2 separate regions of the Mus musculus genome follow, and region 2 is linked to region 1. A link is a loop called in an ENCODE intact Hi-C map of the cell type or tissue named here. Cell type or tissue: left cerebral cortex. All regions are shown on one strand. Each heading gives the region's core, and the rest is flanking DNA. Links, peaks and the distances in the headings are about the cores only. Region 1 holds the start of Pcid2 (PCI domain containing 2). Region 2 holds the start of F7 (coagulation factor VII).

Region 1 (15,294 bases), core at 2,712-10,711:
ACACTGCTCCCTCCTTCACTATCATGACTGACAGGGATGAACCTTCCAGCCCTGCTGTGTACTCTAGCCCAGAGCTGGCCTCTCCCTGGAAGCTAGGCCACCCTGAGGAGTTTGTTCTCAGGTGGAGCTCCACACTGGGTCTTCCTCTGATGTGCACTAGAGACTAGGGTGACCAAAGGACAAAATTCAAGTATGAAAGTCACAGGAGTATGTCCTTCTGAGTGATTCAGACTCAAGTCTTCAGAAGCAAAAGACCTGCATCTTCAAAACAACCCTGCTCAGAGGAAGATACAGAGGATGGGAGCCAGGAGACCTCCTCGCCATGGATGACAGATAGAACCCACGTGATACCCAGAAAAAGAGCTGCTGAGCAGAGAGCCATGGCCAATGAGCTCCTATATTTATATTAGACTTCAAAACTAAGTATTTCCAGCCTCTGGTAAAAAGTGGTGCTGTCAACTAAGATTCTGTGGTAGGGCATAAAGCACAGCTGGAAACAGGAGAGGGCAGGGGAGCACTATTTGTCGGAGGCCAGAGCCACCCCTCTGCCCTAACAAAGATGGAGCTGAGTCCTCACGGGTAGGTGTTCAGTGAGATGGAGCAGCCCGGGATGCACGAGGGCTCAGCCTAGGACGCCCGTCGCATGCCTGCCGTATTTGGAAAGGAACCTCCTCTGTCGGGACAGCCGAGCCTGGACACTGCACTCTCTAGGTCACAGGACAGCATTAGTAGCAAGAGGTATTTGATTAAGCTAAAACCCGAGTATTTAGGTGTTTTGGTGCAGTTCTTGTTCCCAGTCAAAATAATGGGGGGGAATAAAAAAGACAAAGAACAGAGTATTTTAGGGGCCCTGGGCACCAAAAAGCAAACAAACAAAACCTAAGACAAACAAATAGACAAAGAGCAGACGCAGCACAGGTGGCACGTTGGCTGGGGTCTTGGACGCTGCCAGAAGATCTTTGGGGAGTGCCAGCTGCTCCAGTTTCCTACCCAGCTGCAGCTGCACGCAGAACCGAGTCAAGAGAGATGAAGAACCCCCAATATGCAACAAAGGGTACACGTTCTGGGACGAGGAAAGAACCATCTAGAAGAGTGGAGGTAAAAGTGCTGGAGTTCTCACGGGGCCTAGAATAGCGGTTTTTCCATATCCAGCTGAAAACCAGTCAAGGCACCTAGGAAGGTCTGTTTCCGTGGTAGGGTCGTCTGGCCCTAGATACAGCAGCAGTCTGCCCTGGCCTAACAAATCCTAAAAGTGAGGCTTAAGACCAGATGGTCTTTAAATCATTAAACTATGGCCAGAATAAAGGACACGAATTTACAATAATATAAAAATATCTGGCACACCAGTTAGAATTTAGAATGTTGAACATCCATTCAAGGATTGTCACTAATCTTCTTAATGGGGAGGGGGTATCAAGAACAGAGGTAGTGGGTCAGGACAAAACAATAGCCATAAACAAGATGCAAAGGTTAGGCAGAAATTCAGAAAGAAGCCTTCAGAAGTGTGAGAGACTCACACCTGTGGCAGCAACAGTAGCTGAGGCACGGCTGAGAATGAGAGACTCGGAAGACAAGACAGCTGGTGTCCTCCTCAGGGGCACTAGGAACAATCGCTGTGCACTTAATGGCTCGGCAGGGAAAAGCTGCTCTTTCCGAGGATGCAGGCTTGATACCAGCCCCCACTCAGCAGCTCACTTCACTCTAGGTCCAGGGGATTCGACCCCTTCTGCCCTGTGCACACTAGGTTTGGATCTGGGGCACAGATACACATGCAGGATAAACATCCATACATATAAAATGATAAAATGAAAATGAAAACCAAAATGGCTCCTCTAGGGAATTCCTTCAAACATTTAAGAAAAAAACAATACCAATTCTATACAAGGAAGAGAAAATCATTTTAAACTCATAAGGCCAATATTACTTTGACATGCAAACTGATCAAAGACATAATAAGAAAATAATACATTAAGACAAAGTTAACAAAAAATTAATCACTCAACTCAACACATAAGAAAGGTAACAGAGCGGCCACAGCAGCAGTGGCTTTAACTCCAGCAGCACTCAGCAGGCAGAGGCAGGGAAAGCTCAGTGAGCTTGAGGCCAACCTGATCTACACAGGGGGTTCCAAGTCCACCAAGGAGGCACAGGGAGACCAGGTCTAAAACAAAAGATATAGCCCAAGCATGCAAGACTGTCCTTATATTCAACACAGAAAGAAAGATTAATGAACATAATCGACCAACTAAGAAGCAAAACTTAAGCAATCCCGTAATAGATGCAGAAATGTGCTTTCATTAAATTAGCGGGGAGCAGGAAGGACCCTCCTACATGGTAGCATCGTCACACTCAACAGTGGCAAACCAAAGTTCTAGAGATCTAGAGCAAGACAGCACCGGCTCTCTCACTTCCAACCACTGTCCCAGAGGCTCTTGCCAGTTTAGCAAGACAAAGCCAAGAAATAAGAGGCACAAAACTTGGAAAGCAAAAAGCTTTCTAGCTACATGTGATTGTCTGGGCAGAAGATACAATGGGATCTACAGAAAACAGGCAAGGCCAGCAAATTAGAAGGACAATTTCAATATACAAAATTAATGGTAATTTTAAGTAAAAGCAAGAATCACAAGTCAGAATTCAAGGTAAGGTGAAAATTCCATAAAAGGTTTGTAACATCTTTACAAATGAAACAAGAAATCACTGCTGAGAAATATTAGCCCCAACAGTGAGCCTTCTATCTCTAAGGCCGAGTCAGTTCTCTCTAGGTGATCTAAGAGTCACCATAACTCTAACCCAAGCTGGTTCCTTGAGAAAGCCAGAAATCAGTTTTTCAGATTCATAAAGAAATGCAAAAGACCAAGAATAGCTCAGACAAATGTGGGAAAAAGCTGGAGGCTACCCCTCCTAGACAGACAACTGGTCTTGTCGGAGAAAGGCAGTTGGGCAATGTGCCCAACACCTGGACACTTATGGGAAAAACACTGTATCTAGATTTATATCTCACCATACACACAGATGTCCACACAACATAGATCACAGATCTAAATGTAAAACTGTCAGCTCTGTCTAAATACAAGGTCTTAGATTAGGACAAAGATCTGTTGCTTTGTTGTTTTTGAGACAGGGTTTCATGTAGCTGGCCTTGAGCTGGCTAGTAGAGGAGGCTGGCCTTGAACTCTTCTCTGCCTGCTGAGTGCTGGGGTTACATAAGTGTGCTATTACTACCAGTTATGGCAAAAGTTTAGTTTTTATTTTTTAGGGGGATACTAAAAACATAACCTAAAAGAACAGCTGATAAGACACTTAACTTCAAAATTTAAATCACTGTTCTTCAAAGGACATAGATTAGTTAAGGGATAAGCTATGGGCTAGAAGAAAATACTAGCAACACCTATATAGAACTTATATCCGGAATACATACTAAACTCACACATTCAATAACGGGAAAATAATCTAAGCAGATGAAGCTGAGCACCCTGGCCCATATCTGTAATCCCAGCACTTGGGAGGTTGGCACAGGAGGACTCCAAGTTTGCAGGCAGAGCAAGCTACACAGTGAGATAAGAGGGAAGCAGGGAGAGGGGATGGCAGGAGGAGGCAGGGAGCCAGCAGATCTGAGCAGCAAACTGCATCAAAAGTATAGAAGAGCAACAGGCACACAAACAGACAGACACCTGCCGTCAACAGGGACGGTAAATTAAACCCGTTTGTAAAACTCGACGGCACCAAATGCTGGTGAGAATGTGGAGTAAAGGACCCTCAAGCTACCGCAGTGGGGAAAATGGAGTCACTTGGAAGAGCTGCAGCTTCTTATGAAAGGAAGCACACATTTTCTGTATCTGAGATACTTTCCTGAGAAGAATGAAAACACATTCCCACACATGATGTATGCAACGTTCATAGCGGCCCTGCTGGTCATGTTCCCACTGGACACCCAAACGGCCACTACCTGATGAATAAGCCAACTGCACTATAGACACTCTACTTGTTAATAAAAGTAATATGCACTTGGGGGCACAAAGGAGGGATTTCAAAGAGGGTGTCCAGGGGCCATGGAGAGAGGAAAGGAGGAGGACAGGGATGGAAGGAATTCTATTTCAAATACTAAACACATTAATAAACAAAAACAAACAAACCAAAATGCCAAACTGTTAGCACCAGAGGAAATGGCAAACGCCATTCTAGATAAGAGCCAGATGCCAGAGGACTGCAAATGCGCTGCTCCTTCTAGATAGAGGTGGAGGAGTAGAGAGAACACGGCAGCAGCTGCCACAGCTGGGGAACGGGAGGGGATGAGTTCACGGGGCAGCCCTTCGTTACCGGGGAGGGAAACAGTCTACATTTTCACTGAGCGGCTGGCAAACAACTCTATCTTAGGCCATTAAAATCTACTGGGACAAGTATGTTAGAGTTAACCTATAGCCCCGGCACATGAGCGGCAGCCGGGACTAATACCCAGTGAGACCTTTTTTTTTCCCCATAGTTATAAGGTACACTGTCCCAGTCTTCACACATACCAGAAGGAGGCATCAGATCCCATGACAGATGGTTGTGAGTCACCATGTAGTTGCTGGGAATTGAACTCAGGACCTCTGTAAGAGCATTCTTAACTGCTGAGCCATCTCTCCAGCCCCACAGTGAATCTCGTAAAAAATAAAACCAACCGACTCTCTCTTCTCATAAAAAAATAAAATAAACAAAATAAACCTACTGGAGCACATGTCACATGCCCCCAACACTGTATTCATATGCACACCTACACATAGGCACATACTTAAAATAATAAAAATAAAAGCAAATCTTTAGGCGGGTGTAGTAGTGCATAATGTTAATTCCAGCACCAAGAGACAGAGGCAGGAAGATCTCTGTAAGTCAGACTGTTCACAGTGAGTTCTAGAATAGCCAAGGCTACACAGTGAGCCCTGTCTAAACAAAACAAAAACAAAACCTTAAATAAAATCCTCTCCTTCAATACACAATCAACTCACAAACTTAAGACAAAGAACAGACACATATACACCAATCCGTCACCATCGGCCAGTGGTCCCTTACCCAGAATGCTTGGGGCTACTAGTGTTGTGGATTTCAGATGTTTTTCTTCCGGATTAATACTTGCACATACACAATGATGTATCTGGGTACTGAGAATCAAGTGTAAACAGACACAAAGCTGACTCGTACCCCATATCCCTTGTTTTATCATTGTGTGTGTACACCAAGTGTATGTGTGGGTGCTTGTGTCACGTCAAGAGGCTGGAGGTCTGGGGATGCGTCTCCAGTCAGTTTTCTCCTTCCACCTTTTTGAGGGTTCTGAGGTTCGAACACAAGTTGTCAAGCTGGCTCTGCCAGCGCTTTACCTACTGGGTCATCTGGCTGGCCCTAGCTCGATGGTCATTTTATTCAACAGTTTTAGCATATACTGTGTTCTGTCTGAGGCCCAGCAGAGGAAGTCAGGTGTGGGTCTTTTTTTCATGAGTGCACTACAAGTTTTGGATTTGGGAGTTTGGGGTTGGGAGTGATGGGCCTGCCACAGGTTCCTTCGGGTACCACTGCTTACTTTTCTTCTTGTGCTTTCTGTAACTTACAATACACTCAGTTTGTAACCAGGATAAAACAAGCCTCTTAGGTAACTTTTAAGTAACATATAAGTAATTATTTGTTCTATCACAAACTAAAACACAGAATATTTAGCAGTTATTGTATAAAACCATGACAGAAAAGTGTGCTTGAAACAGCAAAATGTACTTCGGATGATTTTCCCCCCCTGTTGCAGACACAACTTGTCTTTAAGTTAAAACTACCAGAATCGCCGGGCGTGGTGGCGCACACCTTTAATCCCAGCACTCGGGAGGCAGAGGCAGGTGGAGTTCTGAGTTCAAGGCCAGCCTGGTCTACAGAGTGAGTTCCAGGACAGCCAGAGCAACACAGAGAAACCCTGTCTCAAAAAAAAACAAAACAAAACAAAACAAAAACCCTACCAGAATCTGTCTGCAACCTTATTTGCAATAATTAAACTACAAAACAGTGTGTGTGTGTTGGGGAGGGGGTGTGTGTGTCACAACCCAGGGACCCTACTAGCAAGTGGGGCCGTACTGAGTTCCATGTATAACACACTGGCACTCTGATAACACTGAAGACTGCTGGGGGCTCTGTGCCTCTTAGCTCCAAACACCTCCTTTCTTCTGGCGCTGGGAAAACGTACACCTCCTAAGCAGCCTGGTCTAAGCCTCAACACACAGCACTAATCCAGGGCGGCGATCCATAGAAACACCTGCTGACCCAGGGTTTCGCGGCTTCCGCTAGGGAAGGCTCGGGCCGCAGCTTCTCCCCGGGCGGGCGGGCGGACGGGCGGGCCTCCCTAGCGTTGGCCCCGGTGGCTGCTGGAGGAGGAACCCAGCCAGGTGCTCGCAGGCCCTCGCCGCCGCTCACCTGGTACAGCTCCTCCAGGTTGTACCTGATGGATGTGCTGCTCTGGATGGCCTTGACCGCTTCGTGAAGCTTCCGCCACGTGTCCTGAGTGTAGTTGTCAGGCAGCCGCGGCCTGTCTGTGGGGGAGAGAGGGTCAACGGCCGCGCGGGGACAGCACAGGCCGGGGCACCGAGGCAGGGCCCGGCCGGGCTAGCCAGGAGGTGCGGGATCGGGGCCAGCTGGGGCGCGGGGACGTGGCGGAGCGTGAGGTGCAGGGACAAGTCGGGTTGCGGCGCCGAGACGGGACAGTGCGGGAACCAGGCGGGCCGGGGCGCGGGGACAGGGCCTGCCGGGCAGCCCCAGGAGGCCCTGTCCGAGCGCGCGACCCGCCGGCCGCCCCGTTCGCTCCTCACCGGAGCGCACCCACCTCGGAAGTTCTTGATGACCAGCTTCCTGGAGCCTCCCGTGCCCCCCGGCTTGGCGGGGCCACCGGCCAACGCCGCGGGCTTGGTGAGGCCGTTGGTGCGGCCCATGAGAGCCGAGACGCTGCCCTTCCGAGGGCCCTCGTCCGCCATGGCTGGGCCGGACGCCGCCCCGCCCCGCGCCGCCCGGCTCCTCCTCCTGCCCTGCGCCCGCTCCGTGCGCGCCCGGCTCCTCCTCCTGCTGCTGTCGGGCTCCGCCCGTGAGCGCTCGGCTCCTCCTCTTTCTGCTCGCGGCCGGGTCCGCGCGCCCGAGGCCCAACCGCCGCGGCGCGCACCGGAACGATCCGGCTCCTCCTCCTATGCGCGAACTCCGCCCAAGGAGGGCTCGGGGACTCGCAGGCGTTCTACAACGAATGCTCGCGAGAGGGCGCCGTGACACCTGCACCGAGGGCTCCGGAGCTCGCCGCCCCACGTCACGTCGAGGGCCGTGACGAGGACACCCCGGCGAGGACTTGAGTGGATAAAAGCACCCGGCAACCTTGCCTCCTGGATCACCTTACACCTAGGATGCTCAGGGATGCTGCTCCGTGCGCTAGCGCGCCGAGGGGTTGGGGACGGGATGCTCTGCACCCATTTATCTGGGGTGCCCCAGTGTGAGATGTGGGAGGACTCAGGAACACATCCTAGGAGTGCGCGGGACGCCTTCCCAGTGGGCTCTGGACTTTGGTTCCGGGAGAGTCAGGAGCGCCTCTGCACACGGAGGGTTGGGGATCGGGTCACCCTCATGGGAGAGGGGTGCGAGGAATCGGGTCGCTAGCACACCGACGTGACCAGGGACACGTTCCCAAGTCGGTTGGGAACTCCTCCACGTCAGTCCTCCGCCCTCGCGCGCGCCCCCGCCGCACCCGAGGCGTCCCGGCGACCGCGCTGACAGCTGCCCCCAAAGAAGTGCTCTCACCACCGGCTCGGCTCGGCTCGGCTCGGCTCGCTCCACCTTCACCCGCTCCGGAACCAACGTGCAGAGGTTACCGTGTGGGGACAAGGAGCGGAAACGGACCTGCGCCGGAAGTGAGGCACTCAACACCCGCGGCCGCCGCTATGGCGCACATCACCATTAACCAGTACCTACAGCAGGTGGGTTTCGCTTGGTATCCTGGCCTACGGGCCACGAGGGGTGAGTCCTGGGGCCGGGTCGGACGGTGCCGGGGGTCCTGCGGCTGGCCTCGAGGCGAGGAGGGTGTGCTGCACGCGGTGGGCAGCCTGCCTTGTTCGGAAGTTGCAGGTGCTGCCCGGTGGACCAGGAGGAGGAGGATCCGAGGTGGAGGTAGCAAGATCGGGGCCACTTGTAGAAACGGTTGTCTGTGTAGTCAGCGCTGCTGTCCGCACGAAGCACGTTGTGTCTCTTGGCAGCGGTGCCCATCAAGGCTTTACTTAAAGCCTGGGAGTGGCACAGGCAAACACTGTTGCATCCGGGTGGAGGGCCGTGATTGCGTCTTCTAGGGTGTTGAAGATGTGAATCCCACTAGGCAACACACCTGGTGCAAGGGGCAGCCAGATAGGGAAGACTGATGAACGTTTTAACTGACTACACTTGCTGCTCATGGCTGCTTATGAACCTTGGATTTGCGCTTAGCTCTATTACCAAAGCCCCCTTTTCCTGTCCCAAACAGCTCAGTTTTGGGTACTACAGTACTAGAAGCAGTACTTGTGTGCTTCTTAAGTAGCGGCACTATTGTCGGTGCTGCGTGTGCATATGTATTCTCTTTGATTCCATCACAAGGCCCTCCTTGAAGAGCTCCGTAGGCGGCTAACCCAAGTCTTCCCAGCTCAGAAGCATCAGAGACTGGCTCTACAGTGCACATGTTTAACACTTAGCAAGATGCTAATTCTGGAGATCACGCTTGAACCTTAGTGATCTCATTGTTGGCCAAAAGACCAGTCTTTATTTCAACACACTGGCAATAGCCTTGGCCAGTGGCTACCTGTTAACAAATTGCTTGTCTCTCTTTCCCCATGATTCCTGTGCTGATTTCCCAGAAGCTGTTGGGGTCAGGTTGGTTGAATTTTGCCATCCTTACCGGTGTTAATAAGGTTAAGAGTAGCCTGTTACTCTTGTGACTGCTTGAGCCAGGAATAAAGGTCTTTCTTTCCTGTCACAGGGAATGGCATGGCATCAGCATGCTTGTGCTGCTTCCGGGTTATCCCAAGTCCATAGTGATGTTTTGATGGCCTGCAAGGGGAGCCTGCATATGTTTCAAAGAGAGAAACGTGGAGCTTGAGGAGTCTACTCCTTACAGCAAGGAGTGAGGTCCACTTTTCTTCAAGGTCAAACTAGAAGGAAACTTTACTCCATTTCCTAAGGTTAACAGTAATAAATTACCTCTAATTCAGAACCCACAGCCAAAGAACATCACAGACATCGTAGCCCTAAGAACAAGGACATTCACTGTAACCACAATGCATTTAGTAGCCTGAGAACTTTGACACTGATGCATGTAACTTTTAATTTTCCAATGTTTTGCACATTTTTTGTTTTTTTGTTTTTCAGTAGATATTTGCTTTATTTACATTCCAAATGTTGTCCTCTTTCCTGGTTTCCCTTCTGAAAATTCCCATCCCCTTTCCCTCTCCCCCTGCTCACCAACCCACCCACACTGGCTTCCTGGCCCTGGCCTTCCCCTACACTGGGCCATAGAGCCTTCACAGGACCAAGGGCCTCTCCTCCCATTGATAACTGACTAGGCCATCCTCTGCTACATATGCAGCTGGAGCCATGAGTCCCACCATGTGTTTTCTTTGGTGGTTTAGTCCCTGGGAGCTCTGGGGTTGCTGGTTAGTTCATATTGTTGTTCCTCCTATGGGGCTGCAGACCCCTTCAGCTCCTTAGGTCCTTTCTCTAGCTTCTTCGTTGGAGATCCTGTGCTCAGTCCAATGGTAAGCTTCGAGGATCCACCTCTGTATTTGTCAGGCACTGGTGGGGCCTCTCTGGAGACAGCTATAACAGTCTTCTTTCAGTAAGCATTTGTTGGCATCCACAAAAGTGTCTGGGTTTGGTGATTGTATATGGGATGGATCGCTTAGGTGTGCAAATTGTTTCTTAGGATTTGTTTTTTGAATCCAGAGTGCAATCCAGAGTTACACATTGCATGTATTCTTGTTCTAGATAATGTGGGACTGTGAGCTTCCTGTCCTCCAGTCCCTTTTGTAGAGGTGGGTTACCCTCACTGAGAGCCCTTTCCCAGACCAGGTATCGTCTTCGTTGTCCAGGATATGATTTTTCTGTTTTCCTTTCTATATTGATTTTCTTTTTATGTGGATCTGGGGACTGAAGCTAGGGTCTTATGCATCTAGGCAAGTGCTCTATCATTCATTGAGTCACATCCTGGCCCTCTTTCTATTTGTATCTGCTGTTTGCTTTTTATGTTAAAGAATAATTTCTGGGCTGTAGAGATAGCTCAGAGGTTAAGGATACTTGCTGATCTTGCTGAGGACCTGGGTTCAGTTCCCAGCACCCACATGGCAGATCCTAAAATAAAATAACTTAGTCAATTTTTGTTTGTTTGCTTTTAAAGACAGACTCTCTTTGTGTAACCCTGGCTCTCCTGGAACTCACTCAGTAGATTAGGCTGGCCTTGAATTTAGAGATCTGCCTGCCTCTGCTTCCCAGTTGCTGGATTAATAGCATGTGCCACCAACACCCAGCTGAAACAAATAAAAAAAGTAAAATTTAAAACATAATTCCCCTTATACTCTTTCTTTAAAAACCATTATGGATATGTATGTGTGTGTACATATGTATGTATGTATGTATGTGTGTATTTGAGATAGAGTCTCTCTACATAGTCCTGGTTGTCCTGGAGCGCACTCTGTAGATCCAGCTCTCCTTGAGCATATAGAAATACAGATCCACCTGTCTCCGTCTCCCAGGTGCTGGGATTAAAGGCATGGGCCGCCACACCCAGCACACAATTTGGATTATTTTTGATACCCAGTTATACTTTATCACCACTATACTCTTTTGGAAGCTCAAATTTTCTGAAAGCTGCCTCAGTTGGTTTCTATGGCTTTTGAACCTGGCCCTGTCCTTCCTTGAGCCTTTTTTGGGCCACATGCTTTTTAAATTTATCCGAGGCTCCCCTGACCCAGCTTCTGGCATCAGCCCTTCCTCCAAGGAGCTTTGCTGTCAGTGGGGAATGGAACTTAGAATACAAGCCTGGTACTATTTATGTTTGCTGTGGGATTTCAGTGGATAGAAGGAATGTATACAGTTGTTTTTTTTTTTTTTTTTTTTTTTTTAATGTATATAAGTACACCGTAGCTGTACAGATGGTTGTGAGCCTTCATGTGGTTGTTGTGAATTGAATTTTAGAACCTGTACTCACTCTGATCGATCCCGCTTGTTCTGGCCCAAAGATTTATTTATTATTATACATAAGTACACTGTAGCTGACTTCAGATGCACCAGAAGAGGGTGTCAGATCTCATTACCGGTGGTGTGAGCCACCATATGGTTGCTGGGCTTTGAACTCAGGACCTTCGGAAGAGCAGTCAGCACTTTTACCTGCTAAGTCATCTTGCCAGCCTGTACAGTTTTAAGGAACTGTCAGGTTTGAGGCAGGTGGTACCCCTGTGGGCTGACTAGGACCTGAGAAGACCTAGTGTAGTTGGGAGAGAAGTCTCCTGGGGTTCCTGAAGCACACGCTCCCCTGATGTGCCTGCCCAGGTATTGTGCACAGGTGCTGTTTGGGATGTAAATTCATGGTCCAAATGGTGCCTAACCTAGAAGGATGCAGCTTCTGTGTTAGCATTTGGTAAAGCACCTATGGCAGGTGGCTGGGTGCCAGGGACGAGGTAGCTGTGGAGTGACCAGACACTTGAAAAGAATACTGGAGACTTAAACCGAGGGACTTGCACATGCTAGGACCATGGGGCTTCATCCTCAGCCACCCTCCCCCGCCCCCCAGCTACGGTTTTAAGATTTGTTTATTTTTTAAAAAAGATTTGCTTATTAAGACCTGTCACTACCCTTGTTCTCTTTCCCACTCCTTAGTTCTTTATGTTGTTATTGAGGCAAGGCTCTGATAGGACTTTCTTAGAGTCCAGGCCTGTGTGCAGTTTCCTGTGGAGTTATGCCAGTTGCTAACAAAGTTGTACGTTAGGCTTTAGGCACAATTAGGTGATTATGGACGTACAGAGCTACTGGTATTAGAGTTACTTCCTCCTGCCACCTCTAAGGTCACTAGCAAAGGAGGTCACTTAGGAGTGAACTGCCCTGGGGATTGCTCCCTACCTTGGGGGACTCTGTCTTACCTGTTTTCTTACCCCCAGAAGATCCCATTTTGAAATAAAGTGGTTTCCTGGCTAACTTTACATTTCGATTATTCTGGCCTCTTTCACAGAGGAGGAAACTGCTCTTACGGCATGCAGGTCATTGCTCTGGTCCTGTGAGAACAGATCTTGCCTACCTGCTCAAGTTTCCCCTTCACCTTTTCAGGTATATGAAGCCATCGACACCAGAGATGGAGCATCCTGTGCAGAGCTGGTATCCTTTAAGCACCCTCATGTTGCGAACCCACGGCTCCAGGTAGGTGGTAGATATACCCATGGTGTCTAAAGAAAATGAAGAAAGAGGGGTGAGGGGATATATCTATCTATCTGCAGATAGGAAGGGCTATATACAGGCATCTAGAGAGAACTGTGGGGCAGTCAGTTTTCTACGGAAATTTAAAGTTTGAATAAAAGGAAACTAATATTGCCATTCTCTTTTGAAAATTTCTAAGTTTCTTGAAGAAAGCCTAGCTCACTTGGCCACAGCACCCCTATGTGAGAGCTATGCGAACAGCTATCTTGGCTGCTGTTCAGCTGGGATGATGGGCTTTGTGTGTGTGTGACTAGTAGGTCCATCTGTCTGGACAGTGTTCCACTGACCTTTCATCTGTAGGTTCATGCTGGTGGTCACCCTCTGAGACAGGTTTTTCAGGAGGTGCTACAAAATGGTGTTTTATTTTCTTTTTCTTTTCAAGTTTAATTTTAAAATTACACTTATTAGTTTTTGTGCATATGTATTTGGGCATGCATGTACCATGATGTGTGTGTGTGTGTGTGTGTGTGTGTGTGTGTGTGAGGTCAGGGGACAGCTTGTGGGAGTTGTTTCTCTTCTTCCCCTGTGTGGATCCTGTGACTGAGCCAGTCCATCAGGCTCGGCAGCTGGTGAGGGCTCACTGACTTCTTCATTCCTGTTACTTCACTTTGTACTAGTTTACTGTTAGAAAAGCAACTGATAGGAATGCATCTATACATGCATAGTTCATACATACACTGAGATCACTCTCTGTGGGCTGTGTGGTTATGGAGGCTGAGTAGGCCCCCTGTGTGACCTGCTATCTTCAGCTGGAAGCCCAGGGAAGCCAGTGCTGCCCTGAGTCCCAGGCTTGTGGGTAGACCCAGGCTGGCCTGAGATTCGATAGTGTCCCAGCTTGGATGACTCTTACGAGTCACAATGGTGTGTTCTCTTTCCTTACTTTTTTCTTGAGCCCTTTAACAGGTTAGTGGGTATCCGCTCTGCAGGGCAAGGACATATCTTTCACATATCTGTCACCCGTTCTGGACATGCAGAAGTCACGCTCATTCTAGGTGCTCTAAGGCCAGTCAGGTGATGACTCAAAAGTGTCCTCAGCTCATCCAGTCTTCACCACTGGAAGGAAGGGGGGTTAGAAATTACTGTTGGCCCTTATCCCAGGACACTTGTTCCCCATAGGGAGCTGTTCAGTGACTCGTAACATGACCTTATTTATGGAAGGAGCTGTACATCTTGTTTATTAAAGGCGTAGGAGTTCCTCGTGTGTTTCTTGACTGGCCAGCTTTAAGTACTAGAATATGTGTGAGAGCCCATGAGATGGACAGTTGGGTAGAAGTCCTTGTTGAGCAAGCCTGGACTTCTGTGTGTGCCATGGCACACATCATACACCTACACACATACACACACATACACCTATACACACACATATCTATAGACATACACACTAAATAAAATATCTATGAAAATGCCTAGCATCTTTTCTGGCCTGCAGCAAACAACCGAATTGGATTCCTGGGCTTCTTGTTTTCTTGAAATACAGATATTGGTGGAGCAACGAGCTTCATCCTCGAGTGCCTGACTGAACCATTTCTTTGGGCTGTGAAGTTCGGAGAGTGTTCATCTGAAGCTCTTTGTATTCATCGCTGTCTTTCATGCCCCCTAACTTTACCCTGCCCTTTTTTCTTGTGGATTAGATGGCCTCTCCAGAAGAGAAATGCCAGCAAGTTCTGGAGCCCCCATATGATGAAATGTTTGCAGCTCATTTAAGGTAATCTTTTGACAGTAGGAAGACAAACACACACAGCTGAATGCATGTAACACAGCTGCATGCATGTAACACACAGCTGCATGCATGTAACTCGTTCACTCTGATTTATCATGCATCATTGTTTGCTTGCAGCAGTGAATAACTAACTTGGAAAAGTGGACAAATGTGTCATGTGCCTCTTGTGTCACACCTGGTATCTCTACTGTCGTTTTGTATTTGTAATAACTAACGGAGGTCTTGCTTTTCTCATGGCACAATATGGTTTTAATATCTTTGCCTTACAAGGAAAAAAAAGCATCAGAGTTAAGCAAAGCAAAGCAGAGCTTCTTATTGTTTGCACAGTCTGCCTGCTGCTTTCTCTCTAGTGTCAGACACTTCAGACAGAACTGTGCATCCTAAAGCCAAAGCCATGTCACAGGACTGCCTGCCAGTTGTATCTCAGAGGAAGCTGGGTCAGGCCTTGAAAGACTTGGGGATGCCACTATTGTTTCTTGCAGCAAAGGCGCACCCCTGTTTTCCTAGCTGTGTGCTCTCTGCAGTGAGGTTCCAGATCTGGTGATGAGCCGAATCTGGCTTCCAGCAGGAACCTAGACAGAGTGAGTGTCTTTGGAGGCTCCCTGACTGTGGAGGGCCGTGCTCATCTGCAGTCCCTTTGCCCAGAGCAGCTGAAGGATTTCCTATTCTGGCACTTGACAGAGCAGCGTCAGAACCCTGTGGGCTTCACCTTCCATCAGCTGCTTTCTGTCAGTGGGCCCTAGTGCTTCCTCCATTGTGGTTTTCTGCCTGGCAGGAGCAGGAGAGAATCGGGCAGGGTGTGAAAGAACTGCACTCTGGGCTGATGTGGCATCCAGCTGTCGTGAGTAGATGCTCTTCAGACCCTGATATCTTTTCCAGGTGTACCTATGCTGTGGGGAATCACGACTTCATAGAAGCGTACAAGTGCCAGACGGTGATAGTCCAATATCCTTTACCACGTGCGTTATTGAAGCTCACAGTCTGGAAACATTGAGCCAGTTGTTGAAACCTTCAGCTAAAAAAGAACCACAATCTCTTGAATTCCTACATTTAGCCTGGCTCTTAAGACTCACCCAGTTACTTATATAGTAAGGAAGAACACTGTT
Region 2 (15,294 bases), core at 3,162-11,161, 78 kb after region 1:
CCAGTCTATGTACTGGGAGACCCTGGTGTACACCCCAATGTGACCAATAGCTGCACAGCCCTCCCCCCAGCTGACCACACCTGTCAGATACCATGTGCCATGGTAGTGCGTGGCATGTGGGCCACCGCTGTCACCCTTGCAGGCGTCCTTGGTACCATCCATGTAGCCAGCGCAGAACATGTTCTCTGTGATTTTGGGGGTGTTAGAGCTGTGCTTGGCGTGCTCCAGACAGTCCTGGGTCATCAGCCGGGGCACCTCGATGGACATGAGTTCCAGGGCTGTGGCACCACGGTCCAGTAGCTGGCCCCAGCCACTGACCCTTGAGAAGCGGATTCTGGCTAGGGTGTTCTCGGAGAAGGACTTTTCAGGCAGACACAGGGGCACCACGTAGTCAGTGAAGGTCACAGGCCGGTGAAGGCGGAGCAGGGCAATGTCGTGGTTGATCTTGCCGCGGATGTACTTGTCGGGCATGATGACCTGTGTCACCCGTCGTACTTGCTCATCCCCATCCTTCTCACTGAAGTCATGTTCACCTGGGAGGACACCACGCCACTCATGGCACATATCCTACCACGCCACTCATGGCACATATCCTACCATGCCTCATGGCACGTATCCTACCATGCCTCATGGCACATATCCTACCATGCCTCATGGCACATATCCTACCATGCCTCATGGCACATATCCTACCATGCCTCATGGCACATATCCTACCATGCCTCATGGCACATATCCTACCATGTCTCATGGCACGTATCCTACCATGTGTGGCCATGTCCCCACACAGAGCTCTTGTTTGTCTTGCTTCTCTAACCTAGAGTATGTGGATAGGGCTGTGGTCAGTTCAGCCTCTGGTGTCTGAGGATTTGACTCCTTGCCAGGGTCTCAGGAGAAGCCTGGCCCAGGGTCCACTGCAGTTCTGGAGGGAAGGTTGTGAATGGGCAGAGCCTGCAGGAGTGAATGGGGTCCTTGACACCCAATCTGAGTAGGGCAAGGTGGACAGAGTAGCCCCCCAGTTTCCTATTCTCTGACAGGAGGGGGGCCCAGAGGACAAGTGGGTCATCTCCAGTGCCACTCTTGAAGATATCACCTGGTTAGAGACATTGTCAGGCCATTGGCTCTCAGCCTCTGAGCCAATCTTAATCTGAAAATGCCCTCAGGCCAGAGGCCAGGGATGGGCCATACCTACCCATCACCACTGTGATGTTTCCCCAGTAGCGGATATTATCGAAGCAGTGGGCTGCGGTCACTATCCATCTGGCGTCCAGCAGGACGGCCCCACACAGCAATAACCCATTGATTTTCAGCACAGCCTGGGCGGGGGCACACAGACAAAGAGAGCCATGCTACTTTTATGGTCTCCTTGCCCCCAAGGAAGCAGCTGACTTGACACAATTCCTGCCCACCATCCCTTTGGGGATTCCCCCAGCAGGGTAGAGCAGCCCTAGATCTGCTGGCTCTGGTAGACAACAGGGGTGCAGAAGGGTGGGGTGCATGGATGATGAGGTGCAACTACAGCTCTTCAAGTGACTTGTGCAAGGCAACTGTGGGCCTGGCATGGGTTTTCATGGGATGGGCCCCAATACCTGCTTTCTTTCCCTTTCTCTGGACAAGAGTGTGGGGGAGGGGATAGGGGGATGGAGGCTGGCCCATGTCTCTTCTGTATAAATGTAACCCAACTCAAAACTTCCATACCCCAGAGTAGAAACCCTAATGTCAGGGGAGCCGGAGCTGGAGAGAGAGGTTTTCCCTGGACGGAGAGCATTACCTGCCATGGACACTCCCCTTTGGGGCACACGTTGCCTCCCACAATGCGGCCTTGGCGGCTGCTGGAGTTTCTTTTTTCTACAACAGGTATTCTCCCACACGGGTACTCAACTGTATGAAACAGAAGTCAGAGAGAGCAGGGTGCAGAGGCGAAGGTGACTGTGGGATGAGAAGCAGTTGGCTGCTGCCATGGCTCCTGCTGGGGGCAGTGAGAGGCCTCAGGACAGAGGAACTTGGGGCTTACTTCTAGAGTGGGCAGGGAGGGCCTTGTGCAGCGGCTAGGAGAGGAGGCAGACAACGGTGTGGGGACAGCTGAGGACCTGCTTTCTAGAGCTGGGGTCTGCCAGAGCCTCACAGGGAGAACGTGTCGTTCTGGTTCGCTATGAAGAAAGTGACGATCTGTGTAAGCATGGGCCACCAGCACAGGAAGACAGGGTCCTTAAGGCAGACTCGGGCGCCACCCACTGCGAAGGCTTCGGGTAAGAAAGAACACTGAGCTGTGGGCTTCCAACTTTCCAGCTTCATGAGACAGACTGAGCCCCATCCTCTTCCGGGGAAGCCTCCGCCTTCGGAAGCAGAGCTCGAATAGTCTTCTTGTGGAGATATGTTTTCAGAGCAGGGGGCAAGAGTGGATCCCAGCACCCACAACAAGCAGCTCACAACTGCCTGTAACGTCAGTGCCCAGGGGAGCTGACATTCTCTGATCCCTTCAGGACTGTCATCATCTGTAATACTGCCCACATGCATATAATAATAATAATAATAATAATAATAATAATAATAGGTCATCTTATGTTGTTAACTGCAGCAGTGGATACAGATGCCAGGTGTGCCTATGTGACTCCCGATTATGTCTCAGAGACTCTAAGTGGGACATAAGAGTTGGTGTAGGACCTCCTCATCCACTCCTGGCCGGCTTCAATGGTCAGGATACTTGAGGCAGTGCAGGATGCTGGCCCAGGGTTCCAGACTAACAGCTCTCAGGTCAGGTGTCCTTCAAGTCTCTACCCTTTCACCTCAAGTCAGTCAGCATCTACCAGGTACTTGATAAGCAGAGGTCTGACCTTGTTACACATCATGGAGCTGATAACTTGCCACAGGCCCACACAGGTGACTGCCTCTTCAGAGCCTAAGACAGCTCCAGTCCCCACAGTCTATTACCTTTTGGTTTGCAGGACACCTCATCTGGCTGTAGCGTGTAGTCCTCATGACAGCTACAGGTACGCTTGGTCCCTACATGGTCCCTGCAGTACTGGTCACAGTCACCATTTTCATTTGCACAGATCAGCTGCTCATTCTTGCCTGAGAAAAGGAGAAGACAACCTGAGAGGTCTCTGCAAGGTCGGCAGACGGGCCATGGTGGTGGTTGCTCTTGTCCCCTTGGAATATGGCATGTAGCTGTGGGCTATTAAGGCTGAGCTTGCGTCACCTGCCCTATGGACTGATCTGGCGGGATGGAGAGCTGGATTTGGGAGTCACAAGTCTGAGAAATCTTGGAGGGTGCTAGGCTGGTGTGTGATGACATCTTCCTTCCAAGGCTCTAATGAGAAGATGTGAAGGGTTCTGGAGGTGGTAAGCAAACATTTCCAAGGAAAGGAAATGTTCTCAATAGAATGGGGAACTGGCCCACGGACATGTCAAAGGGAGAAGTTACTCTTGGGGCAACCCTCATGACCATGTGAGCCATCTAGGCCCTTGGCTCCAGCACTGGCCATTTGCAGGCGAGGGTGGTCAGTTCATTTTAGTATAGAGGACTGTCCTGTCATTCACAGTCACTGATCACCAAACCTTACAGGCCTCCATGGATCAGTGACTGTTAGTGAGCCCTTCTCCCCTTCCCCCTTTACTCTCTCTGGCCTCTTTCTGATGAGAACCGGAGGCAGCTGATACCAGGAAGAACCCACTTGGGCAATAAGGAGTCCTTGGTCTGCAGAAAGGACACTTTTGTCCTGTCTGAAGAGGTGACCTCGTGGGCATCCCCCAACTGGAATACTGCCACTTGTCTGGGGCCTTGGGCCATACCAGATGGCTAACCAAAGGTTTGATTGATGGTGGGATTTGGGACCGGAGGGGCTGGAGACAGGTCTCTCACACCTAGGCCCGGGGTTAAGTGACTTTCTATTGGTGATACTGCACAGCACTTTACATGCATTCTAGAAGAACTGAGCTGTCTATGTGAGCTCACAGAAGAGAACAACAGAAAGCCTGCTTCTGGCCATGGCAAACGTTGGTGTAATAAAATACTCATGTGTATCTCTGCTGTCAGTGAACTCTATGGAGTCCAGTAGTGAACCGTTGAGCCCAGAGCAGTTTGGTGGTCTCCAAGCATAACAATAATTGATATTTCAAAGATGAATAAATACTTTATACCTTTAAACCAGCAGAGGAGAAGAAGTTTACCTAGCTGACTTACCTGGTGGGGACAGAGATGGACCCTCCCTCCCCTAAATCTCTCCAGTTCAGCAGAATTCTCAGGGCAAGGAGTCAAAAGGGACAGACAGCGAGTCTGAGACCCAGAATCTTAGACTCATAAATCAAAGGCCATGGGTTTAAAAGAAATACTTAATGTCTCCCAGATCAATTTCCTTCAGGGGCCGAGGCTGGCCTGGACACCCTCTCCTTACTCGATGAGGCTGTTATTCTCTGGAACCAGTCACCCAGGCCCTTCCCTCCCGACTCCATCCATTGCAAACGGAGGCAAGAAGTTGGTCTCACTTTTCTCACAGTTCCGACCCTCAAAGTCTAGGAGGCAGAAGCAGACGTAAGACTTGAGATGATCCTGGCAGGTACCTCCGTTCTGACATGGATTCGAGGCACACTGGTCCCCATCTGTGGGTGAGCTGACATTAGTGTGCTGCAAAGAAGGGGTGTGGGGGAGGGGCACAGATGGCTTTCACCTACTCACCACTGTAAACAATCCAGAACTGCTTCTGAGAGGGAAGAAGAAGCCATGTGAGGCACGGTCATGAGAAGTAGCACTTAGTGTCCACGGAGGGAGCTCAGGAGCTATGGCTGGGGCTCCTGACCTGGGCATCTGTGTGGGGCTTGGGAAGATAGCGTTCCTCTGGAGACGAGGAGGGATTATCTGAGGTTGATGTTTCTCTACGCCCTTTCTAGAGATATTTAAGTCGCCACACAATTGCCTTTCCCAAGTGAGCGCACCAGAGTTCTGACCCTGATCCTGCTTTCTCCAGTTCTGGGCTGGACCTCTAAATGTGGGAGGTGTCATCCCATGGGAGTTCTGGTCTGAATAAAGAGGAGATAGTGAGCTCAACACCAGCATCCCTTACTCTCTACCTCCTGACTGGATGCGCTGTGACTGTCACGCCTTCCCTGACTCCTGAACGACCAACCAGAATAAACCTGTCTTTCCTCCAGTTATTTCTGTCAGGTGGTTGCTCCAGTCAGTGAGGAAAGCAGCTTCTCCAGGCTCCCTGTGTGAGTTGCTCTGAGTGAGTGTGAGGGCACTTGTGAGAGAAGTGTGCGGTGTAATTTCCTGTGTGGAACATTCTTTGGGTTTGTGAGCTATCCTGTGGGAATGAGGGTTCCTCTGTGAGGTGTTCTGTGGGTGTAAATTCTCCAGTACATGTGAAATTCCTGTGTGAGGACTTCTGCGAATGTGAGGTCTCTTTTGAGAGAGAGAGAGGTGTTCTGCGAGTGTGAGGTGAGCTTCCTGTGAGTGTGAGGTGAGCTTCCTGTGAGTGCAAGGTGATCCTCCTATGAGTGTGAGGTGAGCTTCCTGTAAGTGTGAGGTGATCCTCCTGTGAGTGTGAGGGGAGCCTCCTATGAGTGTGAGGGGAGCCTCCTGTGAGTGTGAGGTGTGATATGAGCCAAGGCTGGTGAGAAGAAAAGCCCTTGGAGAACGAACAACCAGCCCCTCACAACCGCCCCTGAAGCTGTGACTGACTATTTTTTCCAGAGATGATGACAAAATGAAACACAGTGGACCCCGTCTTAAAGCCTTGTCTTATCCTGACACACCCTTGCTGGGAAAACCCTCCAGAGTGAGATGTCTAACCAGACAGGAACATGCTCAGTGATGTATAAATATGTATCTTTTACAAAATGAAACCACAGGGCCAGGCGGGGTAGCACATACTTATAATTCCAATAATTGGGAGGCAATGAAGATGAAGAATTGGAGGTCAGCCTGGGCTACATAGCAAAACCCTGTCTCAAAAAAAAAAAAAAACAACAAACCACAAACAAACAAACAAACATAAAAAAGAGTAACTCAGGAGTGGAGGCAAATCTGTGCACATGGCCAAGTGTGGCAGAGGAAGCCTTGGTGTTCCTCACACGTTTCCAGTGAGGCCTGCGTGTGTGTGTGTGTGTGTGTGTGTGTGTGTGTGTGTGTGTGTCCTGCCTTCTTGAGGTGAATTTTCCCTCTCAGGTTTACTTCATGGGCAGCCCGTAAGGAATAAGGGATTCCCCTCTGGGAAAATAGGAGACACAGCCAGTGTAGTTTATGAGTTGTATTTCTTGTAAAACTGCTTGTGGCATGGTTGAGAGAGAAACCTGTGTGTGTCAGGGTTCCTGTCCATCTATGAGTACTGAGTGGCAGCCTCCGCAGTGAGGGGGAGACAGATCCAGAGACATAGGTGTGACCCTCACAATCCCCAGCTCACTTCCTTCCAGTCTCAGTGTGTTACACAAGAGCAGGCACGAGATGGGGCACTCACGGTCCTCTCAGGGCTCTTGAAGATCTCCCGGGCCTCCTCAAAGGAGCACTGTTCCTCATTGCACTCTCTCTCCAGAGAGCCGGGCCAAAGCTCCTCCAGGAGTGAGTTGGCACGCCTTTGCCTGTGTAGGACACCATGTGCTTCCTCCTGGGTTATGAAAACTGAGAAACAGAAGGTCTCATGTGCTCCTGGCAGCTTCCCTCAAGCTGCTCAGAAGCCACCCACTCTTGGTCCCATCAGGAATGGAAACAGCCACACTGGATCATTCCAGTGAGTGAAGGAAACCACACTGGGTCAGCCCATGAAAACCACCCACACCAGATCTCTCAGTGGCAGAAACACCCATCTCCCGCAGTGATGGGAACAACTGATCCACATTAATCTTTTTCCATTCCACTCTTTGGTGGGGACCAAAGAGTTCCTGTTCACCTCAAGGAACGGAAGGTGCATAGGTTGTTTCCGTCAATGGCTTACCATCTTCTGTGGGCTGAAGGTCACAGGGAATGACACAGACCAGGCACAGCTGAATTTAAAATTGGATGTGTTGTGCTGGAGAGATGGCTCAGCGGTTAAGAGCACTGATTGCTCTTCCAGAGGTCCTGAGTTCAATTCCCAGCAACCACATTGTGGTTCACAACCATCTGTAATGGGATCTGATGCCCTCTTCAGGTGTGTCTGAAGACAGCTACGGTGTACTCATATACATTAAATAAATATATCTTTAAGAAAAATGGGTGTGTCTTTCATTGATGGTGACAGAGAACATGGCACAGTATTATGTAGAAGTATATGGTGACATATTTATTAGATGAGATGAAAGTTTACCATATCCATGTGATTTGGCATTTCTCCTATATCTCTCTTAGGAATTTATAATGAGAAGATGCTTGGAGAGCTTACAAAAGGTCACGAAATGACACATCGGTAGTAACGAGATTGCCAAATGGTGTGGTCTCCTGTGAGGCCAGTGAACACGAGGTTTACATGTGACACCAAGCCACAAAGAGACAGTTAATCACACATTGTGCAACCCCTTTCTTGGGTACTCATAAAATGTGTGCACAAACATATATTTAAATCTCCCTCTCTTCTCCCATCTGTGTCCTCTATCCTGTGTCCAGGGAGTCAATCGAAGAATCTCAAGTCATAGCCCTGGGGCTTCAGATCTTACCATAACATAGCATTAGCCCTGGGTACCATGGCCACAGCTGCCTCACCTGGGGTTCTGAGTCCTGTGATTTTCTACATTGGAAGTGTTTCAGATGCAGCCTCTACCACACGACCTTGAATGTCAGTGACCTCGACAGAAACTAGAAGACAGTGTTCCACACTTGGCTTTGGAAAAGCAAAGATTTGGGTCTGAATCCCAGGAGTGGGTGTGGAGATGGGGTGCAGATGTTTAAATCACCTAAAGGTAGTCAGGGGTGGAAACCAAGGATGGTGTTGAGGCCCTCAAAGTCCTCATATGACAACTGTGTCACATAAACTGTGTGCCTGGGATATCTGTGGACGGGAAGACGTGTAACTGAGATGGGAAGAAGAGCCTTGAAGGAAGGCAGTTATGGAAGACCCAATAGCATCCAATGTATTCAGGAGGAGGGCTAACAGAGACAGGCTTTCCCTATGCAGAGGAGGCTCAGAGGGCCTTACTGGGAGGAGCTGGGTCTAGGTGGGGTTGAAAGGTGGCTCTGCTTACCAGGAGGACGTTGGTACACCCCAGAGGAGGGTCCCTTGGAAGGACAAGAGTGGAAGTCAGATAAACCATTTTGGGAAGGGACAGAGAGAGGGAAGAGGAAGGGCCGAGGAACACTCTCTGGTGTTCCTAGAGAGGATGGAGACACTGTCCAACTGGACCAATCAATGTCCTTCACCAGGCAGAGAAGGATCCATATGCCACCAGCCACTGGGACACATACACTTCTACAGCAAGTGATTGTGTAAGGGGTGGGCCCTTAGGAGAAGGTAAATTTACTTCAGCCAATCTCCTGGAGATCCAAAGCAAACCTGACCCCAAGGTCTTCCATACCACTGCAGAGAACTTGGGAAAGCCATTGCTCCTGTTGTCACTCAGTTCCACAGGAGAATCCACTGCAATCCCTATGTGCCATGGGCTTCCAAGGGGGACAGTACTGGCTCGACCACCCATGTCACTATGCATGGGAATGTTCCTGGCAGCATCTCTTTCTGTAAGACTGCAACTTGTGATTCATAACTACGAGCTTTCTCCCCCAAGGCCTTAGAGGCACACATGTATGTATGTGGTGGGGGACTTGGTGGGAGGGGCTGTGGATGTGGATGTAGAGCCAAGGCAGTGAGCGAGCCCTCTAGTGCAGTTGCCCTGTGGCTGTTCTGACACATCTGACCCCTTGCCACAGAGCTCTGTACTGAGTGACCCCCAGGCTCTAATTTCACAGGCAAGTGTCTGTGTCCATAGAGGGCAGGAAAGCACCCTACTTCTAAAACGTCTCTGGAGGACGACAGCCAAAGATCCCACCCCTGTGAAGAGCTGCCTATTTCCGGGTGGCAAGCATCCAGATGCTATCTGCTTTTGTCAGGGACACACATCAAGTGTGCTGCTCATGAGGGGGTTCCTGTTGATGTCCCAGCTGCCTCTGCAAAGAGCAGCAACTCCATGCACAGAGAAACCCTCCCCGGACAGACAGACATATATACCTGCAGTCCCTAGAGGTCCCTGGAGCTGGAGCAGAAAGCAGAGAAGCAGCAGCCCATGCGCCTGTGGAACCATGATGAGACTGTGGCTTCTGGCTGGTGACTGTCCAGATGCTGCCGGGAGGGCAAAGGTCAGGGGGGAGGGGAGAGGGGTGGAGAAAGCTGGAGCATTGGCTGGAAGCATGGAGGCCGGTTGGAGGCTGCCACTTATGTCTCTGGCACTTGTACATCCAGGGAAAGAGGAAAGCTAAGGCAGGCAATGTGGGCTCAGACCGGAGGTGTGAACAGAGCTCACCCACCGATGGATGTCCATATTCACAGTGATGACATTGTTAAAGCACAGGGTATGGGCTTATGACCTGGAAAAGACCTGTAGGGCAGACCTGGGCTGTGCAGCCGTCAATGGCTCTCAAGGGCTGCCCTGCCCCTCCTCTTCCCACACTGTGGAAACAGCTATCGGCAGGTGGCCCATGACTTGTCCCTTTGTGTCCTCTGGCCCAGGCTCCAGGTGGAGTTGTGGACACTGGGTTGCCTGAGATCAACAAGGTTTCTCAGCACGTGAAACTTTCTGTGTAAAAACTGGATCTAGCCCAAGGACACTCGGTTTATGGTCATGCAGCCTCCTAGACTACACTGTGGGCTTCAGTTGGACCCTCTGAGGAAAATGTTCTTTTCAGGGAGGGGGCAGTACAAGGCTGGACCACTCTTTTGGGAGTCAGACCTCATTTGTGGGACACTACAGTACCTCTCCCTCTCTAGTCAGGGACTTTAATCTTTGCCAGCATGGTGTACCCCAGGGGCACCTTTGACTCCTGGGGTCCCTTCACACTTGGGACCCCAGTTGCTTCTTCTGGGATAGAGGTCAAATTTCACCCAGTAAAATCCAATGCTCTCGTGACAGGGTAACTCCAGGGACATGAGAGGAGATGGCAGCCATTCATCCCAGCTCTCTTATGTGAGGCTGGACCTGGTCTCAGGATTCTCTTCCCTATTGAGTTCCAGGAACTGTGTATTTAGCTTTCTGGAGCAGCAGAACAATTGGAGTTGCTTCAGAGGACAGATGCTGAGCCCGCCTGGTGCTTGGGCTCTGGCTAAAGTTCTTCAGCAGATGGCGACCTCCCTGTGGCACGTGCCTTGGCTGGCTCCTGCGTCTCAGGCGTCAAGGATCCCATTTGGACCTGCAGGGGCCTTGTTTGCTTGGTCTTCTTTTCACACCTGTACCATGGGTACCATTAGCACTGTACATACATAGTGCAGACACATGGAGGGATAGCATGGGGTCACTGTCTGTCCGTCTTTTGGACTCCTCCCCACTTACCTTCTCAGGAAAGATAAACAGGCTTCTTCTGGGATCCGGGAGTCCTTCTTATGTGGATATTCCTTGTATGTGCTCAGGGACCATTTGCCCCTTCTCTGGGATAGGAAGCACTAAGCCTCATCCCCAGCCAGCTCCCCAAGGGCTCCCCCACAGTCTGCAGAACAGGACTGGAACCCTCAGCATGCTGCTACATGTCAGCCTCACCCTTGTACATGTGACACACATGAGAGACCCGTAAGTGACAGTGGGCTCAGAATTACCTGGGGACACACACATACATTATGCTCACACTTCCTTATGGACTTGTACACATGCACACTGTCTTTGCACAGTTGCATACCATTCTTACACCTATGCACACACTCCACACACAGCCTATGCACACCCTTGTATACATGCACGCTACACCTTCACACTCACATCATCCATGACACCTACACAGATGCAGGCTCCCTCACTCCATGGGGAAGCAGAATCTTTGGAGCAGTCCTAATCACAGAGTTTGATGATGCCTGTGGGTTCTGACACCCTGCAAGGTTGGGGACCAGTGGCAATGCCACCAGTAACTTGAAGTTTAAGAACTAGAGAGCTGATCTGAATCAGAAAGGTCAGTATCACTTTTATTTCCTCTGGATCTGTCTTGCTCTGGATCTGTGTCTTGCTCTGGATTTGTGTCTTGCTCTGGATCTGTGTCTTGCTCTGGATCTGTATCTTGCTCTGGATCCCTGTCTTGCTCTGGGTCTGTGTCTTCTCTGGGTCTGTTTTGCTCTGTGTATTAGCCTCGAGGACTCTACTGTTAACAATGTGTGAATGCTCCTGAATTTCCTGGTTAGGAGCAGGTACTTTCAATCCACCAGATTCATTTCTTGCTCCTTTGTGCTAGTCCCTATTCTAGTGAGTGATCTCAATAGTGAGGTGTCCTCATGTTTGTCCTGTATGCTAGGAAGGCTCTTGCTCACCTCTCTTTGATTTCTGCTTGGATGAGGATACTTAAAATTTTTGCTTTGAAGATTGATACACATGCTTTATCTGGTTGAAAACTGTTTTTAAACTCCTGGTGCAATAACCATGATAAATTAATGATCAATTAAAATTTTGTACATCTATGAGACTGCTGACTTATCTGGTTCAGTTTGACATGGTAAGTTACAGCAGTACTTTTTTGATATTGCACCATACCTGCATTACATGGACAAATTTACTTGTTTAGAATTTGTGGGGTTTTTTTCCCAACATAGGTCATTGTTCTTGCTTGCCCACCATAAATATATGATTGCTGAAGATACACCACACTTTATCTGTAGCATATAGAGAATCAAATTGGCACTGACCTTGAAACTTCCTCCCTTATGCTTTGTTTTCATAGTTCTGAAAGTATCCATTGGAGGAAAGAGTCATCAGCTGTCCCATTCACCAGAGAACCCTGCATGCTAGAACAGTGACTACATAGGTAGTAACCGAACCTATGAATCAAACAGTGGTATGACTGTTACAGGGCTAACAAACTAGGGCTGTTAGAGGGGTAACCAATTACAATTGTTAGAGGGGTAACCAACTATGACGGTTACAGGGGAAGCCAATTACAACTGTCACAGGGGAAACCAACTATGACTGTTAGAGGGGTAACCAACTATGACTGTTACACTGGTAACCAATTACAACTGTTAGAGGGGTAACCAACTCTTTTCTGATTTGGATATGAGGCTGGCTCCATAGGAGGGAATCGCCTGGTGCTGTAAACCTGGCCAAAACCCAAAAGAAACCAAACCAAACCAAACCAAACCAAACCAAACCAAACCAAACCAAACCAAACCAAACCAAAACCAAACCAAACCAAACCAAACCAAACGCCATGGTCTGGGAGGTTACTGGCCCTATAGGGCGAGTGTGTGTGTTCTACCACTGTTGTTTGACATGTTCTAACACTCTTTGCTAAATAGTTTCTTAGGGTTTTTTTTTTTTTGACTTTTTAAATCAGATTTATTCAGTGGTGGCTGGATTTGGGGGTGGGTTCCAATCCATCATTGCCTGATACATGTCAATTACTAATAAAGGTCAAATACAATGCCAGATCTAAAGCCACAGAAGGAGGGTGTAAAATGTTCACTTTCAAAGAGAATAGTCAAAGTTCCACAACGTGGAACTTTACCTAGAGCTTAGCATATTAAATTAGTAGTACTGAAACAACAAATTGGGAATTTAAAGCAACGCCTGGTAGTTCCTTCTAACATATACATAAATAGCATGAAAGACGCTTTTGAATATCACCTAACTGCACTATGGCTTTATAGGTCAGATGAACCAATGACAAAATGGGTCTCCATTCTGCACCCTGTCCTAATCTCTACATCAAACCTATGTCCAATTTCAAGTGAGAGTTTTAAGTGTCCACATTTCTTAAGCCACATTCAAGGAAATCACATCAATTCTGGATGCCGTCTTCATCTTGGAATGTAAGATTCCAGCAGGTTCAATATTGGCATCTCTCTTCTCTCAACGCGTCCTTTAATCTGGTCAGATTTTGAATTCTCAGTGTTTTCTGTTGAGGTATGGTAACCTGTTTATTCCTGGTCACATTGGACTTGTGGTTGCCATTTGGGGTGAGTCTAGAAGATGGGAAGTAGAAACATTTCCTGGCCTGAGTCTCTAACAGTAGAGATGTAGAAGAGAGAGAGAGTGTGTGCCAGGAGACCAGCTGTGGACTGCGGGGAGCTGCCACCCACTCTGGTGGTAGCATTACTTGGATTTGGGGAAGCAGAAATATTCTGGTTACTGGAAACTGGTGCAACAGATATTTGGTTGCATTGAATCTGTGTGGGTAGGAGCAGTGCCGGAAGCAGCAACCCCAGCCCTAGCTCTGCCCATGTCTGCTCCATCAGCGCAGTGGTGCGACTCTCTGGATGTTCCGTGGGTGGAGATCTGCACGGCTTGTGCGGGCGCAGGCAAGGTTGTTTCTTGTTTTTTCTACAAGTTACAGTCAGTTTTTCTGGTTTTCAAGAATTAAGGTTTTGATTTGTTTTTATTTTAACTCTCTCAATTTCTTCTTTATACTTTTAATTTAACTGATTATACTTGTTATCCACAGTGTTGTCAGATTAGATTAAGTGGATACCACAGAATAATGGCTACGGACTTCCAAACACCATTCACAAAGTATCTATTTCATTGCTTTGTGTATGTTCTGTGTGTGCTGAAAATGGTACCATTTCCTGTTTGATACACAGGCATCAGTGTCTATGGCAGCAGCATTGACCACCAAGCCTTGCTGTCTGCACTTGGAACATTATTACTAGCCTAAAAGTTTGGATGTCCATCTAGCTCCTTATAGTCTAACTGCCATAAATTTCATTTTTGTTAGTAGCATTACTATGTTAGCTTTCTTTTCCTTTTATTCAGGCTACTCCTTTTGCTTTCCTTTATTCTCAGTCATCGCCCTTTTCTCAGGCTCCCCTTTAGTGGTAATTTATCTAGCCTGTTTGGTGCTGTCTGGGCACATCAATTAGGACACTAGTTGCCCTGTGAAGTCAGACATGTCTGCTCACATCTCTTTATTATATTTTTGTGTCTCTGCTCACTGTTCTTTCCCCATTTCTCCACCCTACCTTTCTCACAGATCAACAAACCTGCTTCACTCTCTACCTTCTCAACGAGGAGTTGTCAAATGTGTTATTACTATTCTGTAATGCCTCTACTGCATGTCTCTAGTCCCCTCCACACTCAGCACACACCCAAGTATATGTTGTTACTATTTTAACACCATCACTGTCAGATAAAATAAAACATATATCATATTATGTGTGGTACCCGCACTTCCTCCACACCCTACCGTTCTGCCTCAGTCTTACAGTAGCCACACAAGGCATTTGTGACAACCATTCTGGGAGCCCAGGGCTCACACCAAGAGGGGAGATGGCAGGAATTGCTGGCCTTTATCCAAACTTCATTCACACAATAAAGACTTCTGAGTTTAACTTCTTACTTATATCAGAGCAGTAGGAAGTAAGAGCAATGCTGAATGAGGTGTGACATTTGTTGTTGGTTGGTTTTTAGATGAGGCCTCACTGTGTGTAGCTCTTGCTGGCTTGGAGCTCTCTGCGTAGAACAGGCTGGCCTCAAACTCAAGAAGATCTGCCTGCCTCTGCTTCCTGAGTGTTGGGATTAAAAGCATGAGCCACCATGCCCGGCAAAAACATGACATTTTAAAGTGTCCTTATGAGGACAAGTTCCCAAAGGAAGGTGGCTTTTTCAAAACAGGCTGGGCAGTTATGTCCCACGATTCTTCCCGCATAACACATAACCAGAAATGCTACTGAGTCTTTGCACGTTTTTTATTTTATTACCATTCTCTGAAGGTGTAGCCAGTAATGGCTTTGCAAGCCATAGGGCAGGGGAGGAGGGTGTTTTTCCTGGACATACAGTGGTGAACGAGCCTCGGTGGCCTCCCATGGCAGCAGGGTGAGGAGACAGGGAGGGACCGTAAAGTGACACATGTTCAGCAGCGTGAGACCATAAATACATCCTTTACACCAAGATCCTATGTACACACGTGAACATATATACACACATATAAAAATATCTGCCCTACTAGGCACAGAGAGTTTCCAAAGAACAGAATTTGTTTCTGAAACACACAAAAAAGCGGAAAACAACAGTTTGTGGCAGTTCTGCCGTGACTTGAATGGAGGCTGCAGATCCCCGTCCCCCACCCCAAGCTCAGCTGCAGCCCCTCCTGCTGTAGGGCAGAGTGGACGGGGCTAGGAGAGGGGAAGTGGGGCCTGCCCTGACGTGGAGAGGCAGCCAGTGCCTGAGTTGCTGAGGATGACTGACAGCATGGAGTTATACATTTTCTTTAAA

Evidence for each region. Hi-C counts contacts between places; a loop is a spot of excess contacts. Peaks named below come from ENCODE experiments on the same cell type or tissue, not always from the same donor. Only the 100,000 strongest peaks of a DNase experiment are listed, where the experiment ranks them.
Region 2: a loop joins it to region 1, with 8 times the contacts of the local background. A loop is called at or near these places in 3 of 42 quality-filtered maps.

Annotation. Positions count from the first base shown.
Region 1 is chr8:13,097,442-13,112,735 of GRCm38, reverse strand. It overlaps Pcid2 (PCI domain containing 2), which reads left to right and starts at 7,393. Exons shown (of 14, transcript NM_178708.3): 1 at 7,393-7,961; 2 at 12,322-12,411; 3 at 14,100-14,173; 4 at 15,068-15,133. The coding sequence starts at 7,926. Cul4a (cullin 4A) reads right to left here and starts at 7,113. Exons shown (of 20, transcript NM_146207.3): 1 at 6,833-7,113; 2 at 6,427-6,542. The coding sequence starts at 6,980. In left cerebral cortex, for the core only: a CTCF peak has its summit at 7,249; DNase peaks (open chromatin) are centred at 6,240, 7,182 and 7,843; H3K4me3 peaks cover 2,960 bases; H3K27ac peaks cover 2,084 bases.
Region 2 is chr8:13,019,963-13,035,256 of GRCm38, reverse strand. F7 (coagulation factor VII) reads right to left here and starts at 9,223. Exons shown (of 8, transcript NM_010172.4): 1 at 9,126-9,223; 2 at 6,453-6,613; 3 at 4,676-4,700; 4 at 4,486-4,599; 5 at 2,932-3,072; 6 at 1,772-1,881; 7 at 1,193-1,316; 8 at 1-533. The coding sequence starts at 9,198. It overlaps Mcf2l (mcf.2 transforming sequence-like), which reads right to left. Exons shown (of 31, transcript NM_178076.4): 31 at 14,755-15,294. It also overlaps the pseudogene Gm15352. In left cerebral cortex, for the core only: CTCF peaks have their summits at 4,749, 6,940 and 7,143 (motif pointing left); DNase peaks (open chromatin) are centred at 4,646, 5,234 and 6,639.